2 separate regions of the Homo sapiens genome follow, and region 1 is linked to region 2. Evidence: chromatin loops called from intact Hi-C (ENCODE). Cell type or tissue: heart left ventricle. All regions are shown on one strand. Links, peaks and the distances in the headings refer to the core of each region. The heading gives the core; the rest is flanking DNA. Region 1 overlaps LOC124901750 (a long non-coding RNA gene). Region 2 overlaps CALD1 (caldesmon 1).

Region 1 (5,382 bases), core at 312-5,311, 140 kb before region 2:
GTTGAATCTTGGACCTTATTACTGCATTGAGGAAGAAGGCTGGTCCAAAGCCCACCAGCCAGCAAAATGAAGAGGAAGCAGAAAATAGAAATGGCCAGGTTCTCTTCTAAGTGAGTGTAGTCCCAGCTCTCCTTGCCACTCCAGCCTGGTAAAGGGAGCATCTGGCCCTAAATAGATATATTCTATGGCTCTAGGCTCTAGTGCCTAGATAATGTAGAATGGTCTCTTTGAACTTGGGCAGTCTCGAGCATGGGTTTTCTCCATGGGAGGGGAGGAGTGTTAGAGTTCTGGATTGGGAGAGTTGCTAAAAGCCCTCCTAGCTAAGGGTTCTGTATTAGTCCATTCTCACATTACTATAAAGAAATACCAGAGACTAGGTAATTTATAAAGAAAAGAGGTTTAATTGGCTCACGGTTTCACTGGCTGTACAGGAAGCATGATGCTGACATCTGCATGGCTTCTGGGGAGGTTTCAGGAAACTTACAATCCTGGTGGAAGGCAAAGGGGAAGCAACCCCATCTTACATGGCTGGAGGAGGAGGGAGACAGACAGCAGGGAGATGCCACACACTTTTAAACAAACAGATCTCGAGAGCACTCACTCACTATCACGAGAACAGCACCAAGGGGGACATCCACACCCATGATCCAATCACCTCCCACCAGGCCCCACCTCCAACATTGGGGATTACAACTGGACATGAGATTTGAGCCAGGACACAGATCCAAATTATATAGGGTTCTGAAAGTAAGAAGAATCCCACAATTTGGAAATGAGATCAGGAAGTTAAAATGCTCTAAAATTCATTCATCCCATAACATTTTGTGTGATATTATACCAGATGCTGGGATACAGAAATGAGTACTTGCTCAATTAGATCTAGATCTAGATCTAGGACCATATCTCTATCTATCTATACCTCTATCTACCTATTATCTATTTATCTATCTAATCTAACTATTTATCTGTCTGTCTATCTAATCGATCTCTCAGTCTATCTATCTAGAGTCACATATTGTAAATAGTCTACTTAAATAAAAACTTCCCAGAAATTAACTATTCAACAAAGTGATTTTGAGATTTAGAGATAGTCTTTCTAAGGAGATAGATTCCTATAAAACATCAGGAAATATTCAACTAAGCATAATACATAAACATGAGTTCCATTACTTGAAAGAAGGCAGTGTAAATGGCAGGCAAAGAGAAGGCAAGTGTTTTGGAGTTTGAGCAAAAAGAACATATGAGTAATCCTCTGGTATTATTTTAGGGAGAAGAAGTTCTTCAAGCAATGGGGCTTAGTTTTTCAGACAGAAATATCCCTAAAGAGGGGCAATTTATCAGCCACCACAGATTGCTGGAGCCATCTCTCCAGACTGGCCAGCCTCTTGGGTTCTCGGTCAGAACTTTCCCTAACACCTCTTTCTCTGTGTCCTGAGAGGGGCTGTCCACTGGAGAGAAGACTTGTTATAAATGGCCACCTGAGTTTTCCCTCTCAGAATATATTTCCCACTAGCTGGGCGCAATGGCTCACGTCTGTAATCCCAGCACTTTGGGAGGCTAAGGCGGGTGGATCACGAGGTCAGGAGTTTGAGACCAGCCTGGCTAACATGGTGAAACCCCGTCTCTACTAAAAATACAAAAATTAGCTGGATGTGGTGGCAGGCACCTGTAATCCCAGCTACTCAGGAGGCTGAGGCATGAGAATTGTTGGAACCCAGGAGGCAGAGTTTGCAGTGAGCCGAGATCGTGCCATTGCACTCCAGCCTGGGTGACAGGGCGAGACTCCATCTCAAAAAAAAAAAAAAAAAAAAGTATTTCCCACTTTAACTTAGCTAATTGGCATTCTAGTTTCTAAATCAGCCCTTAGCCATACTTAGGTGTTTGTTATTATTATGGCTACTACTTCTCTGCCTTCCAGAAGATACATGTAACAAAGTGTCCCCAAAGTCCATACAAGGGTAGTTCTGTGTGTGGTATGCCTGGCATTCCTGGGCATGTGGGAGGACTGTATCATTAGCTCCCCTTTCCAGACACCTGCACCTCTTAATTAGGGTAGCAACAAACAACCAGACTCCAGGGCTCCTGGCCTGGACCCAAATCCACACTCACCGTTCCCCAGGCACCAACTTGCATTCTCAGATTTGGTTCTGGGTTTGTGTACAAGTTGAATATAAATAATTTTGTCAAGGTACCTTCATATTTTGTTTGCATTTTTAAATTCTGGCTCAGAAAGGGAGTAGAGAAAAAGAGAAAAAAAGAGAAATATAGGTAGGGATGATATATGACTGATGATTTTATGATATAGACTTGATTTTTTAAAATTGTGTTTGCCTTGTTCACCACAATGGCATTAGGGCTTAATAGAGTAACACATAACAGGCACTCAAGAAATATTTGTCAATTATTCATTGATTAATTAGTTATTCATTAGCTATCACTCAACTATTAATTAATTAGTTGTTAATCTAGTTAGGGAAACAGGATGGATATACTTAAATACAATCAAATCAAAGAATTCAAGTCAGTAAATGATAAAGAGAAAATGAGAGTCTGACCTCACTTCTTGGATTGTAAGTTGTCCGAGAAAGGGTGTGAGCTGGGTGCTGGGATTTTAGAGGCAGCTTTCATGTGGGTCTGGAGCCAGAGTGGGCAAATGTGAAGCGGGAGAAGCACCAAGACTGAAGTCACTGAGGCAGGAGGTGCACTACGTGATGTGGGGCTGGTGCCAAGGAGGTAAGAGAGGGAGAAAGTAGAAGTTTGTGCAGGGAATTGTAGGAAAAGCAAGCAGAGGGATGATTATTGATTCCCCTAAAATGCTCAGCCAAGCCTTAACTTTATCTTATTGGTAGTAAGATGATATTGAAGGTGTCTGAGTAAGTGCATTAATTTGCAATGAAAACAAAGTTCAGGCTGGGCGCGGTGGCTCACGCCTCTGATCCCAGTATTTTGGAAGGCTGAGGTGGGTGGATCATGAGGTCAGGAGTTTGAGAGCAGCCTGGCCAACATGGTGAAACCCTGTCTCTACTAAAAATACAAAAATTAGCCGAGTGTGGTGGTGCACGCCTGTAATCCCAGTTACTCTGGAGGCTGAAGCAGGATAATTGCTTAAGCCCGGGGGCAGAGGTTGCAGTGAGCTGAGATTGTGCCACTGTACTCCAGCCTGGATGACAGAGCAAGACTCCGTCTCGGAAAAAAAAAAAAAAGAAAGAAAAGTTCAGGGTATAAATATGCATATTATTTGTTATCACAAGAGCTAATTGTTAACAACATGAGAACAAATGAGTTTTTTTTAAAACCCTAGTAAGATAGGAATGACCTCTTCCTCCTTGATTGCCTGACATAATCCCCACTGCACAGAATTTTTGTGGGACACCTGCCCCACTACTGCACTTATGCGATTCCATGTACATCTGCCAGCAAAAGGCAAACCCCTTTTATGAGAAGGGCAGGTACAGTGTCTCATACAGTTATCAATGTATTCCCAGGTGATATCGTTTGAATATTTGTCCCCACCCAAATCTCATGTTGAATTGTAATCTGCAGTATTGGAGGTGGGGCCTGGTAGGAGGTGATCGGATCATGGGGATGGATTTCTCATGAATGGTTTAGCACCATCTTCTTGGTGCTGCCCTCAAAGGTGATTGGATCGTGGTGATGGATTTCTCATGAATGGTTTAGCACCATCTTCTTGGTGCTGCCCTGAAAAGTGATTGGATCATGGGGATGGATTTCTCATGAATGATTTAGCACCATCTTCTTAGTGCTGTCCTCAGGATAGTGAGTGAGTTCTCACAATATCTGGCTGTTTAAAAGTGTATGGCACCTCTCTCTCTCTCTCTTTCTCTCTCTCTCTCTAGCTAGCTCCTGTTTTCACCATGTGAAGCACCTGCTCCTGCTTTGCCTTCCATCGTGATTGAAAGATTCCTGAGGCTTCACCAGAAGGTGGGCAGGTGCTGGTACCATGCTTCCTATAAAGCCTGCAGAACCATGAGCCCCTTAAACCTCTTTTCTTTTCTTTTTTTTTTTTTTTTTTTTTTTTTTTTGAGAGGGAGTCTCACTCTGTCACCCAGGCTGGAGTGTAGTGGCACGATCTTGGCTCACTGCAACCTCTGCCTCCTGGGTTCAACCGATTCTCCTGCCTCAGCCTCCCATGTAGCTGGGACTACAGGCCACCACACCCGGCTAATTCTTGTACTTTTAGTAGAGATGCAGTTTCACCATGTTGGCCAGGCTAGTCTCGAACTCCTGACCTCGGGTGATCCACCTGCCTCAGCCTCCCAAAGTGCTGGGATTACAGGCATGAGCCACCGCACCCGGCCTCCTCTTTTCTTTATAAATTGCCCAGTCTCAGGTGTTTTTAGCAATGCTAGAATGGCCTAATACATCAGGACTGAGAAAAGTTTTAGTACAGAGAAGCTACTTCATAAATGTTTATTGTGTGTAAGTAGATGAGCAGTTAGTTCGCAAAGCAGCTTCATATGCATTTTATTTCATTTAATTCTTACTTCTGTCCTGTGAAGTAGGTATTATTGGTTTCTAGGGGAGAGATCAAGCCTGGACCTGGGAGGATGCCCATGTTTAGGGAAAAGAAAGCACAAGAAGAAAATGTCAAGAGGCCAGAGAGATAGGACGATAGGCTAGACACTGGCGTCAGGAGCCACCAAAGACGAAGAGAGAAGCAAGAGGAGTTAGGGATCGTGGCGGGCAGACAGGGAGGGAGGAAGGGAGGCTGAAGACAAAATGGCCATGGATCAAGAGCTGAGGTCATGGACAAAGAATGGGGAGGGGCTGCTTCATAAACTAATCATTTGGAGAAATTTGACACTAAGAGGAAAGAGAAGACTGGAGCTAAAAGAAACAAGAGTCAGTCAAAGGTATTTTCACCCCAACCCTTGGACATGTTTACAGACAGAGAGGAGGGACCAACAGAGAGACGAAAGAGCAGGAAGCAGCGTGAGGTGAAATGAAGCTGAAAGGCCCAGTGAGGGTTCAGAAAGGGACCAGACCGCGAAGCTGCAAAGATATTTCAGTTCTCCCTCGTGTACACACACTCTCTCTCTCTCTGTCTCTGTGTGTGTGTGTGTGTGTGTGTGTGTGTGCGTGTGTGACATAAATCCATCAAACCTCAGCAGAGCTTGATCAGTGGTTAGACGCATCTATATCACACAGTTTGCTTAGTCCAAACAGCCATTTCTCCCCAGTTATCGCCAGACGCAGCAATCTCTTTAAAAATATTTTTCCGATCTTAAAAATAGTCTATCCCCCAAGAGAAATCTCTAGCTTCTTGCCTCTCAGATGACAGTCGGCTAGGCCAAAGCTACAGAACCTCACCCAAAATAGATCAAATATTTTAAATGTTTTCTTATTTGCGCCCCTCACAAG
Region 2 (5,382 bases), core at 278-5,277:
AAAGGCAACCAGGAAGTGTGTGCATGTCCATTCACCCCAAAGGAAACAGCCTTGCATCATAGACAGAGCCATCCCAGGTCTACATAAGTTCATACCATGGAGAATATTTTTCCTACTTGCTTTCCCTTTCCTGTATATATGTTCAAATGTCTGACATTAATGAAACATTCAGTGTGATCCAGGGAAGTATCATGAGTCTGTTTTTCCTGAATCTGAAGGTTTTGGGGCTGGGAGGGAGATCATGTAAACCACCCCCTACTCCCAGGAAATGGAGTGGCTCTGTGATCCAGCTACCCCTGGGAGCCTAGGAAGGCTTAGGTTTCATGAGCCCACCTCGGAGCTACAGGGAAATCTCCATCCAAGATCCCCAGATACCAGAGGACAAAAGGAACACAGCAAAGGGAAAAACTGAACATCCAAGAGAATAAATTTACAACCTACAACAGAAGGCATCTGAAAAAGTCAGGTGGACTGCCGCTTCAGTGTAATGAACCACTCACCTGAATAAACAGTACAAGGTGCTGGAAATTGTGGAAACATGATTATTAACAAAGTAGAATCCTTCAATCCTTAAACTGACTACTGTATTACTTTCCTAGGGCTACCTTAACAAAGTATCATGTACTCTGTGGCTTAAAATAACAGGTTGTCCTTCAATAGGTGAATGGATAAATGACTTCAGTGGATGAGTGGATAAATAAACTGTGGTGCACCCAGACAATAGAATATTACTCAGAACCAAAAACAAATGAGCTCTTAAGCCATGAAAAGACATGCAGGAAACGTAAGTGCATATTACTAAGTGAAAGAAGCCAGTCTGAAAAGGCTGCATACTGTAGGATTCCAACTATGTGACATTCTGAAATAGGCAACACTATGGAGACAGTAAAAAGATGAGTGGTTTCTAGGCACTAGGGCAAGAAGAGAGGGATGAATAGGCAGAGCACAGGGGATTTTTAGGGCAGTGAAAATAGTTGGTATGACACTACATTTGTCCAAGCCCATTGAATGTACAATGGCAAGAGTGAACCCTAATGTAAACTATGGACTTTGGGTGATACTGATGTGTCACTGCAGGTTCATCAGTTGTAACAAATGTACTACACTTGTGAGGGATGTTTATAATGGGAGAGGTTATGTGTGTGTGAGACGGAATATATGGGACATTTCTGTATCTTCCTCTCAATTTTGCCATGAATGTAAAACTCCTCTACAAAAATAAAATCTTTAAAAATAAATAAATCACAAGCAGGGTTGGTTCCTTCTGAGAACCGTGAGGAAGAATCTGTTCCATGCCTCTGTCCTCACTTCTGGTGGTTTGGCAGCAAGCTTTGGCATTTCTTGGCTTGTAGATGCGTCACTCCAATCTCTGCCTTCACATGGCCAAGATTGTCTCCCTGTGTCTCTTCTTAGCGTCTGCCCTCTGTGCAGGTCTGTCTGTGTCTGAAGCCAAATGTCCCCTTTTGATAAGGACATCAGTCATATTGGATTAGAACCCACCCTGATAACTTCATCTTCACTCAGTTAGCTCGGTCAAGTCCCTGTTTCCAAATAAGGCCACATTCTAGGGTACTGGGAGTTAGGTCGTCCACATATCATTTTTTGGAGGACACAACTGAACACATGACAAATACTGAAAGATTTAAAAATTGTAATGTGCAGTTTCATAATTTAATCCATAAGCAATAAGTGGGATAGGCTAGGCATGGGGCCTCACACCTGTAATCCTAGCACTTTGGGAGTCTGAGGCAGGCGGATCACCTGAGATCAGGAGTTTGAGACCAGCCTGGTCAACATGGCGAAACCCCGTCTCTACTAAAAATACAAAAATTAACCAGATGTGGTGGTGCATGCCTGTAATCCCAGCTACTCGGGAGGCTGAGGCAAGAGAATCACTTTAACCCAGGAGGCAGAGGTTGCAGTGAGCCAAGATCATGTCATCGCACTCCAGCCTGGGGTACAGAGCAAGACACCGTCTCAAAATAAGTAAATAAATAAATAAATAAATAAAAGCAATAAGTGGGATAATTATTGAATACATTTAAAATGCCAGCTGGCCATGCATGGTGGCTCACACCTGTAATCCCAACACTTTGAGAGGTCGAGGTGGGAGGATTGCTTGATCCCAGGAGTTTGAGACTAGCCTGGGCAACATGGTGAAATCTCGTCTCTACGAAAACTAAAAAAATTAGCTGGGCATGGTGGCACACACCTGCAGTCCCAGCTACTCAAGAGGCTGCGGTGGGAGGATTGCTTGAGCTGGGAGGTCGTTGTTCTCACCACTGCACTCTGGCCTGGGTGACACAGTGAGATGGTGTCTTAAAATAAAAATAATAAAAATCAATAAATGAAATGCCAGCTGGCTGAAGTTTGTTGGGGCAGGGAGGACAGCTGGGTCCTTCCCTCACAGGTAAAAAACCTGTATAAAACCATTGGGTCTAGGGAGCTTTTGCCTCTTTGTGATCAGGAAGTATTCGCTTCTTAGAAAGCTAACTAATCTCCCTGCATCGAGCTCTGATCCATCAATTCTCCGTGAAGTCTGGGTATTAAACCAGCCCCAAAGAAGAACAGAAAAGGGGATTATCCTCTTCCACTAGGACACATGCCTTTTCTGGCATGGGAAGATAAAGCTCTCTGATGATAAATTTCCAAGTACATTTTAATGAGAAATGACATGGATTAAGAAAGAGATAGAGAAAATAAGAGATGAAAGGCATTCTATTTGTTGGACATTTTTAGCCACAGTTCTCCTTGTACACCCCTCAAAAAAGAAAGAGAAAAGTAATCAACAGGGAGGAACAAGGGAACACAAAGAGGAGATAAGAATTTTCTTCTACATGTATTCTGCGTTTCTCAGCCTTCTGTGGTGTTACTATCATCAATGAAAAGGCATTTAAGATCCTTAAGTTAGAAAAATCTTTTCTGCCCAATTCCCCACTTCTTGTTTGGAAACAAGAACATGCTCTGCAAGACCTGTAAGCACAGATTTAATTTCCATCATGATGATGATGATAAAATTTTAAAAATGGTGAACATTCATATAGTACTAACTATATGCCAAGCACTGTTCTAAGTACCGTGCAACTATTAGTTCATTTAATCCTTACAACTCCACTATGACTTCCGTGGTTAGCTAATAATGTGTTACCTCCATTTGCAGATGAGGAAAATGAGGCCAGAGGGGTTCACTCACTTGCCCACTTCCTCCCTGCTTGGACGTGTGTAAGACTGGTGCCTGGTTTTTGGCTCCAGGCTGGCTCCTGGTGGCTCCCCTGCTCTCTCCAGCTTAGCATTTATGAAAGTTATTCCCTGTGTTTTCAGAGTTCTAACCGCTAGTCTTTGAGTGGGTGAATCTGGCAGCAGCTGTGTTATTACATCAGATCCTGCTTGATGAGCAAACTTCTCCTCCTGGAGGAGCAGGGCTGGAGGGCTGGAGAGGAAGGATCTAGCAAGAGACTTTGAGTTCTATAACTCTTTCCCTTAAATATCTAGCCCAGGGGTCTAAATACTGCTTTACAGGCCCTAAAAAGAAGTCATGAGTGTACCTCTTTCCCCAGCAGGAGACATGGACTTCCGTATAACTAGCCAATCCTCTAACTCCATTGTTATTAATCTCACATGACTTTGTATGCCAATTCAAGGAAAAGAAACTCGGCATAATTTTGGACCTCTCTATATCTTTTTTTTTTTTTTTTTTTTTTTTGAGACAGAGTTTTGCTCTTGTCTCCCATTCTGGAGTGCAGTGGTGCGATCTTGGCTCACTGCAACCTCCTTTTCCTGGGTTCAAGTGATTCTCCTGCCTCAACCTCCCAAGTAGCTGGGATTACAGGCACCCACCACCATGCCTGGCTAATTTTTGTATTGTTAGTAGAGACAGGGTTTCACAATGTTGGCCAGGCTGGTCTCTAACTCCTGACCTCAGGTGATCCACCCACCTGAGACTCCCAAAGTGCTGGGATTACAGGCATGAGCCACCATGCCTGGCCGGACTTCTCTATATCTTAAGTTCTAACCCCTGTCCTGTCAAAGCCAGAGAACTGAGACCTGGAAAGAAATGAATGGGCTTTGCTGTCGTGTAAAGAGCCCCCACTTTGGGGTTGGCCGGGTGATGGCTAAAATGCTGTGTGTATAATCCTGGGCAAGTGATTTGACTTCTCTGTGCCAGGTTTGCACATCTAGATTGTAAAATAGAGCAATCATGTCTATTCAATGTTGTTCTAAGGATGAGATGAGATGCATCTGCCTGGCACCTTGTAAGTCCTGCACAAATGCAAATTATCACTGTTAAGTAAGCTTCACCATCCTGTAAAACAATCTGTTTGACTCACTTATTCCAAGTAAGATTGGCTGGACCTGTACATTCTTCTTTATTTAAAACTATCAATGTTACTGTTCATTTTTAAATAGACAGTGGCTATGATTTTTAGTTTTTTTAGCCTTACAAATGAGAAACCTAGAACTTCAACAAGCAGTAAAATTGAGCAGGTTAGGTATTCCTCACTAGCAGCATAAACCCAGCAGGGTGAGGTGATTCCTAGGGCCTCCTATAGTCTCCTAGCAGCCCTGATACCCTTTGTTTACGGGTCCCTGGGGGAAGTTGAGGACTTAAAGTCTCTCTAGTAGGCTTCAGAGCTCCTTATTTGAGCAGAACTGTGACATCTTGGAGAAAGAAGAGAACACCACCAGTCAGAAAAGCCCACAATTGTAGTGGTGTCCCGGTTCTGAATACAAGTTACCTAACGCCTCTGAGCCAATTTCCTCAACTATGAAATAGAAATAATAGTGCCCGTCTCACAGATACTATAACTACGAAGATCAAATTAGATCGCATATACATGATGAAAGTGTTCTGTAAAAAGTTGCCATCTGTCTTTGCTTGGATGGACCTGAGTTCCTGAGTTGGCTCTGAAAACAGCTTACCACGAAACAGGATAGGATTAGTGGGACAGCCTTGCTGACACAGATCATAACAGGGAGATGTCTCATTTTGACTTGGAAGTTGCACTGATATCATAGAAAATAAAAAAACCAGGTTTAACTGTTGGTTGGTACCTTGTGAGAAGAGGAAGAAGGTGATAAGAACTAAGATCAGAGCATAGTAGAGAAAGTAGCCCTGTAAACAGAGGAGAAGCAGAAAGAGAGAAGGGAGGACAGAGCTTTTATTTTGCTCCAGGTTAAAAAGAAAAAAAAAAAGCACATTACAACTCTATGTTCAGGTGTCTGTCCCAGGTCCTAGAACTGGAATAGACCAACCAAGCCCAACCCTTCTTAAAAGTAAGACTAGGTGCTTCCTGATTATATATTCAACTGCCTGGAAGCATGCAAGTAAAATTTCCTTGATGGCATTTCTAAGTTTCAAACATATTCTTCCTAAAAATGCAT

What was found. Hi-C counts contacts between places; a loop is a spot of excess contacts. Peaks named below come from ENCODE experiments on the same cell type or tissue, not always from the same donor. Only the 100,000 strongest peaks of a DNase experiment are listed, where the experiment ranks them.
Region 1: a loop joins it to region 2, with 1.9 times the contacts of the local background. A loop is called at or near these places in 8 of 110 quality-filtered maps.

The regions. Positions count from the first base shown.
Region 1 is chr7:134,762,127-134,767,508 of GRCh38, forward strand. The region is part of intron 1 of LOC124901750 (a long non-coding RNA gene); the gene reads right to left. It also overlaps a transcript of CALD1 not described here. Among named protein-coding and RNA genes, the nearest start is that of CALD1, 15 kb to the right of the region's middle. In heart left ventricle, for the core only: no CTCF peak of the experiment used is centred there; no DNase peak of the experiment used is centred there; H3K4me3 peaks cover 359 bases; H3K27ac peaks cover 1,363 bases.
Region 2 is chr7:134,902,244-134,907,625 of GRCh38, forward strand. The region is part of intron 3 of CALD1 (caldesmon 1); the gene reads left to right. Among named protein-coding and RNA genes, the nearest start is that of AGBL3, 82 kb to the right of the region's middle. In heart left ventricle, for the core only: a CTCF peak has its summit at 3,274; no DNase peak of the experiment used is centred there; H3K27ac peaks cover 3,554 bases.